Linked DNA regions of Mus musculus: region 2 is linked to region 1. A link is a contact called in ENCODE POLR2A ChIA-PET data. All regions are on one chromosome and are shown on one strand. Each heading gives the region's core, a stretch centred on a gene start or an enhancer-like site at or near the end of the contact. The rest is flanking DNA. Distances are from core to core; before and after follow the strand shown.

Evidence for each region. ChIA-PET counts read pairs that join two places held with the same protein, here RNA polymerase II (POLR2A).
Region 2: POLR2A ChIA-PET joins it to region 1 with 54 read pairs in Patski. The contact joins the promoter of Dnajb2 here to the promoter of Ankzf1 in region 1. POLR2A ChIA-PET finds 5 or more read pairs at or near these places in 4 of 5 experiments (Patski and embryonic stem cell).

The regions. Positions count from the first base shown.
Region 1 is chr1:75,190,759-75,194,341 of GRCm38, forward strand. Ankzf1 (ankyrin repeat and zinc finger domain containing 1) reads left to right here and starts at 1,402. Exons shown (of 13, transcript NM_026187.5): 1 at 1,402-1,919; 2 at 3,420-3,526. The coding sequence starts at 1,694. It overlaps Atg9a (autophagy related 9A), which reads right to left and starts at 1,252. Exons shown (of 16, transcript NM_001288612.1): 1 at 1,066-1,252; 2 at 65-122.
Region 2 is chr1:75,235,128-75,238,363 of GRCm38, forward strand. Dnajb2 (DnaJ heat shock protein family (Hsp40) member B2) reads left to right here and starts at 1,296. Exons shown (of 9, transcript NM_001159883.1): 1 at 1,296-1,462; 2 at 1,725-1,821; 3 at 2,328-2,437. The coding sequence starts at 1,757.

The DNA of each region.
Region 1 (3,583 bases), core at 152-2,651:
AGAGACTAACAGTTTGAAAGCATGTTTTTGTAAACAAAGGTTTAAGATAAGCACATGGTCCTACCAGCTCCATGGACAGTTTCTGCTACACGTCAGTCCTGGGTGCCCTGGTTGGACAGCTGCTGGAGGAAAAGGTGTCAGGCTTCAAAGAATGGAGAGTTGGGACAGAAAAAAATCCAACCCTCCCACCGGTCCAAGCCCCCACTAAGGAGGGCAGAGAGATGGGGAAGAGACACTTTGCCAGTTGTGTCAGATGTCCCCTGTTGTTCTATGTAGAACCATTCATCTACTTTGAGGATACCAGGGAGTAACTAAACTCTCTGACCCAGTGCAGAGTGAGTCAGTACAGGTCCGAATCCAAACAGCCCTTTGGGACTGTTTTACCTCTGGTCTACCTCAACTTTAGAAATCAGACATGCTTTTCGGGGTCCAGAAAACCCCGAATGGGAGTCTTCTCAAGATTTTTCTGGACAATCCCTTCTGCTTCCCTAGCATCAGAGACGTAGGCAGGCATGGCTTTTGGATCAGAATTTTCCAGTCCATGTAGACTCCGGATCCCGCTTGAATAAGTGGGTTCCCTGGGTGCCTAGTGCCAGGTGGGGTCAAGGTGGTATGGTATACTCCCAATCAGTAAAGACTCTGGGGATGGTGGATCTTGGTCCGACCTGGTCCCAGAGGGAGTCCCTTGGTTAATAATAAGAGGTGTGTGCCTCTGGAAACACACTCACCTGGTCAGTGTAGACCCAGGGCCCATGGATCTCCCCAGGAAGGGCCTGTGCCCAGGGGTGTCTGTGGATGGTGGAGGGGTCGAGCCAGATCTACAGCTGAAATCCCTGGTGGGCTGGGATGCCTCCCCAATCCCAGCCACCTAGACCTGAGCACAGGGCGCCCCAGGGTCGCCCGGCCCCAGGCCGGGGGCTAGGCTCCCAACAGCGGACAACCCGGCGCGCGGCCCCGGCGCACGCGCGCTCCCCTGGCCGCGCGCGCCCTCTATCAAAACATTCTAGCTGCGCGCCCCCGGCCCGCCCGCCGCTCCCCTGCCCCCGTTACGCATTACAAGCTCACTTGGGGCTCAGTGGGCATCCCTGGCCAGCTTGGGCCTGGGTCTGGAGATTCCAGTTACCAGCCTCGCGTGTCACCGCAGGAACCGGGATCCAGGGGATTCCAGAAGCCGGGTCTGTTCTGCTGGGCTCTGCCAGACCCGGAGCTCTAGGCCCTCCGTCTGTCATTCACTGTCACCCGCAGCCAGTCTGGCCAATGAAAAAAGTGGGTGGAGACATGGTGGCCAATTCTTAGCCCAGGGGGCAGGACGGAAGGCTGAAGGCGGGTCTTGGAGAGCAGAAGACCAATAGTGTGCTCTACGTGATGAGGGGCTGGGCTACGGGCGCGGCAGTGTGTCCCCTTCGCCTCTCCGTAGCCGCCGAATTGTTGTGGTGTTGCAGAAATCCAGTTTTCGAACGTGGTCTTGCGTGTGGCTCGGCTCTCGGGACATTAGGGGAGGCTTCTGAGGGAGGGTCGAGTGACGAGGCTTGGTGTCGGTGCTAGTAGTTCCGTTGGGTAGACTCTGACTGGTAACTCCTGGACTCGAATTGGGTCTTGGTGCTCTCCATTTCACTCCTGAAGATCCTCACGTATTTACCGCAGAACTGATTTGTGGGAGCGGGTAAAGGCTGAAGGGCATTTCTGCGTGGGGATGGCCAAACCGGCTGGCGATGCGGCAGTAGGATCTCGTTCTGGAGAGTTGTTTCTGCCCTCCGTTTCTTCTTCAGCCACGTCGCCAGCTCCAAGTGCAGCCTCAGCCCCTGCCTCCGTTTCCCTGTTGTCCCTCAACGGGGAAGCTCCACTCATTCGGGGCCTGAGCCTGGTGAGCCAAGCTCCTGGGGAGGCTCTGGCCTGGGCGCCGCGTACTTCCTGTCCAGGTATCCGGGTTGCTTTGGGGTGGACCTATGAGGAACGTCACAGGGTTCCGTGAAGTCTATTAACACGGAAGACTTACATCGTGATTTCCCAATTTAGGAATCCACACTGACTTTATGTTGGTCGGCTTTTTCTTTCCTCAATATATTTCAGCCTTGGGTTGTTTATACAGGGCTGGCCCATAAATTGTCACCATAAAGGTTTCTAGCTATTGTTTATATCTCGTTACATTAATACCACTGCTTTTAAAACACCTTTCCTAGGTCTATTTCAAATCGAAGTAGACTCCAGTCAGATATATTCCCTTTTGCTAAATATAGAATAATTTACTGATTTTCTACACTAGTTTGTCTTCGGCTGTGTTTTCTTGCACTTTTTTAGGTTGTCCACTGCAACTGGGAGTTATAAGATGTGAACATCCATTTAGGAACTGGTTTTATATGGTTAAAAATAAATTTAATCTGGGAGTTGTTAATACCCACCTGTAACCCTAGCACTTAGGAATCTGAGGCAAGAAGGAGACGTGGGACTTTAAGAAAAACCTAGACTGTACAGTGTACAGGTCTGGATTCCATCCCCAGTGCGGCAGAAGTATTTTAGGGCTTACTAGGAAGGGGGCTAAAGGGACCTTTCAGACACTGTGATGTACACCTTTCCTAGGTTTTGGTTAGGTATCAAGATGTGATAAAGACCATTCCTGGACTTGTTTTCCTGGGTGTGTGCTTGCTTAAACTCAGAGAGACCGCTATGTACACCCACAAGTTCACTTTTAAGAGCAAGGGGTTGCCCATTAACCATATCAGTGGGGATGTTGTGTTTTGTTTTGTTTTTGAGATAGGGTCTTACTGCGTAGCCTTGGTTGGCCTGGAACTCACTATGTAGACCAGGCTGACCTCTAACTCATAAGACATCTGTCTGCCTCTGCCGAGCTGCATCACCACGTCCAGCTTCAGTTAAGTTTGATGTAAAGGGATAGAAGTACTTCTAGAGTTAGCCTTAACTGTGTATCTGAGGATTTGGAAGACATGGATTCAGGAATTATTTTCCTGATTGATGGCTCAGTTTTGATAATTTACCCTTGTTAGAAGGTTCCTCAGATGTGTTGGGTAGCACTCAATAGACTGAAAAAGGAGCTGCGGGCCGGATGCAGTTCAGTGGTACAGGACATGCTTAGGATGTAGGAGATCATAAAGACCCTACATCAGAAAGAAGACTGAACCTAGTGCCATTTGTTTTCTACAAGATTTCCCTAAACAGCCCACGTTGATAACTCAACTGTAATATTAACGTTTACACGTGTCTTTCCAAGTGTATTTATTGTACGGAATAGTCACTGTATCGTTTATTTCATGATTGCCAGAGTGTAAATTCTTGGAAGGCAAGGTCATGCCATCTTTTTCTTCTGTATTATCAGGTATTCAGTATAGTCCTGGGTACTGTAGGTTCACTGTGGTTTGGATATAATCCCTTTCTACTTCCAACTACCCTTGTCTTCCTTTCAGGAGAGAACACAAGCTCGGGGGGAAAAGTATCTCCATATTCTCTGGAAATTTCAGAGAAATTATTTTGTTCAGCCTGTGACCAGATCTTCCAGAACCACCAGGAACAGGTAAAAGGCCAGCAGATGAGGTTAGATGGTAGAAGCAGAAGTGTAATTCTGGCCAGG
Region 2 (3,236 bases), core at 46-2,545, 44 kb after region 1:
GGGACAAAATGACGGCAGCCTTCCCTTGGTTGGTGCTCAAGCTGTTGCTTTGATGAGATGTCCCCAGGTCACCTGTCCTGAAACACTGACTGGACTCATACAACCATTCCTGCTTGGGTCATGTGTGACACCAGAAAGCATTATGCTAATAACAGCTTCCATAAACCATGCTTCATTTGACTTCTAACAACTCTAGGTGTTACCTATACTTAAGGGGGAAAACAGGCCTTGGATGTTCCCAAGTCACACAGCAGCATCCGGTTGCAAGGCCAGGTCTCCCTGCTCTCAGAGTTCTGAGTTTCCCAGTGGGTTCTGCTGATAGGCTGTGTGTGTGTGTGTGTGTGTGTGTGTGTGTGTGTGTGTGTGACATCCCATGCCATTTTTTATCCCTCCCCCAGTGCTGGGAATTGAGGCTAAGTAAGGTCTGGCGGCTGCTGGGCAAGCACTCTACCCCTAAGCTATCCCCATAGCTTTACATTCTTAGTACCTTCTGGCAGCATCTACTAAGAAAACAGTACACTAATGTCTAGGAATTGGCCAGATGGAATAAAACAAGACCCACTTCTGGAAGGTTCCCTTTTCCTGAGATCTGAATCCAGAAATCATTCTGAGGCTAAATAGATCTACTTACGATCAGCTGTGGAAGAGAAACGTTGAGTCTACTAATTTCCTCATACTAGGCTCTTCTACCTCACCCTTTCTAGGTCAAAAATGTTAAAAGTCTTCCAAGTGTTATTCGGCTGTCCAACTGATACGTTTCAATTCTGACTAAAGACTAAGGGGATGACGAACGAAGGAGGACACAATTCTTACCTTGTATAATTTACATTCTACTGGGGGAGATAGATGATCATCAAATAAATGTTAATTTGTGGCTCTGACAGTGTGGAGAAGAAAATGCCACGAGACTCTATAAAAAGCAGGTCTGACCTACTCAGGGGAGCCAGGGCAGCCTCTTTTGAAGACTTAGCACTGGAGCTAAGCTATGAAGAAGGGTTAGGCCCAGAGGAGACTCGGTGAGTCTTGGAGGTGATGGCCTGGGGGAAGTACTCAGGGATCGTGAAGCACTTTTAGAGGCCAGCGACAGGACAGGGGACCCGCACCTAGCTTGCGGACCGCCCCTCTGCCTGTGTTTGAGAGACTGCGTCATAGCTGGAAAGATATAGCCGACTTCAGCCTCCTAAGTCCCACCTGGGAATGACGTCGCCTGGGTGAAAAACTAAAATAAACGGCTCCGCCCTCATCTCCCAGCAGCCCCTGCAGCGCCCCCGCCCCCCCCGCCCCCGCCCCCTCGTGTGACCGGCCGAGCCGGCCCTCTGAGTCTCTAGTAGTTTCCAGGGCGCTGACGCATGCTTGCGCACACAACCCAGCCTGGCGTGTCGTACGCAGTGGCCGCGAGCCGGGCAGCGGGTGCTAGGCGGTTCCCCTGCGGGGGGCAGGGGCGGGACTCCCGGCAGAGGAGGTGCGGTCCCAGCTGGGTCAGGTTGGGGGTTCAGATCGGGTTACTAGACTTAGGGGGTTCGGGTAGGGCTCCCCACTCCTGCCGTGAGATAGCCCTGGGCACCGGCCTGCGGGACCAGATAAAGGCTGCGAAGGAGCCTAGTCACTGGCCGCAGGCGTGGCTCCCCGGCCCGATTCCACCTCGAAGTGTCGCCTGCCTGCCCGGGGTTGCGGCCGCACGGAGCTGCGGTGCCTCTGTCGGCCTGACCCCTTCTCTCCCGCAGCCTGGAGGAGGGACGTCTGACGCTGAGTTGCCATGGCATCCTACTACGAGATTCTAGACGTACCGCGGAGTGCGTCCCCTGATGACATCAAGAAGGCGTAAGTGCCTCGGCTGTGTTACAGAAAGGCTCTGACCCTTGTTCCCCGCCCCCCTGAGTGCCAGGGGCCCTTTAGAGGTCTGGCTGAAGGGAGGAAGGAGACCCTTGGGAAAGTACGAAGACCAAGTCCAGCCAGGGAAGAAGAGCTGACCTTCTTTAGCGTCCTCTATACACCCAGCTCCCCTCTCCTCCAGCTCCTACATGTGGGCTTGCCCAGGTTGCAGTGCTAAAATGCCCAGGCTATGAGACAGGACAGTGTCTCCACTCTCCCTGTGGCTATAGATAGCTCTATCAAAAGAACCCCAAGAAAGGGCTTATGGCAGGGACTTTCCTTTTTACTCATATCCCTGGCACACCACAGGGAGAGAAACCCCTGAATACAGGCTGCAGTCGTGAGGTATTCTGGGATCGGGGCAGTGAAAGGGTGTTGGACTAAGCAAAAAGGGTAGTCGGTGGGCAAAGCCTACATCAGTCTCCTGACCCTCCCTCTGCACTCACTTCCTGCAGGTACCGAAAGAAGGCTCTGCAGTGGCACCCAGACAAGAACCCGGATAATAAAGAATTTGCTGAAAAAAAATTTAAGGAGGTGGCAGAGGCCTATGAAGTACTATCTGACAGTAAGGCTTGGGGTCCTGCAGGGACCGGCATGTCCCCCTGCTTCCATTCATTCTTGGTACTCCTTCCTAAAGCCACGCCTCCATCCCGTCTCCTCCATGATTTTATTTTAGATAGTGTTTAATCGCCTCCATGTTATGTCTGTCTAGCAGGGTCTGAAGAGCAATTTGGGTCCTGATCGGGGAAGGTCATAGCTTTCCTGCCAGGCCAGCTTATCACCCCCATTTTGTAGGCTAGTAAACTGAGGCTGAGAGAGATGAAATAATTTGCCCATTTCTTGAGCCAGAATATGAATCCAGGTCTGATGGGTGATTTTTTTTTTTCCTCTGTGCTTGAGTATGCCTAGGGCATTGCACATGCTAAAGCAAGTTTTCTACTGTCAAGCCATGATTCCAGACCCAGGTCATTCACTCATTCATTTATTCATTCATTTAGAAAACAGTCTGACTAGACATGGCTATAATTCCAGCACTCAGGAGGTAAGGTAATGCAGGAGGATTTTAAGGTCAAAGGTCCTGTTTCAATAAGTAAACAAACTTCAAAACAACAACCACTAGTTGAGGCTGTAACTTTGTCAGTAGAGTGCTTTGGTAACATACACAAGGCCCTATGTATGATCCCTAGCCCCGCATAAACTTGGCGTGGTGGCGCATGCCTGTAATCCTAGCGACACAAGATGGAGGCAGGAGGATCGAAAGTTCAAGGTCTTCCTTGGCCACATATCAAACTCATGACCATCCTGGGCTACATGAATAGTATCTTTTTTTTTTTTTTTTGAGACAGGGTTTCTCCGTATAGTCC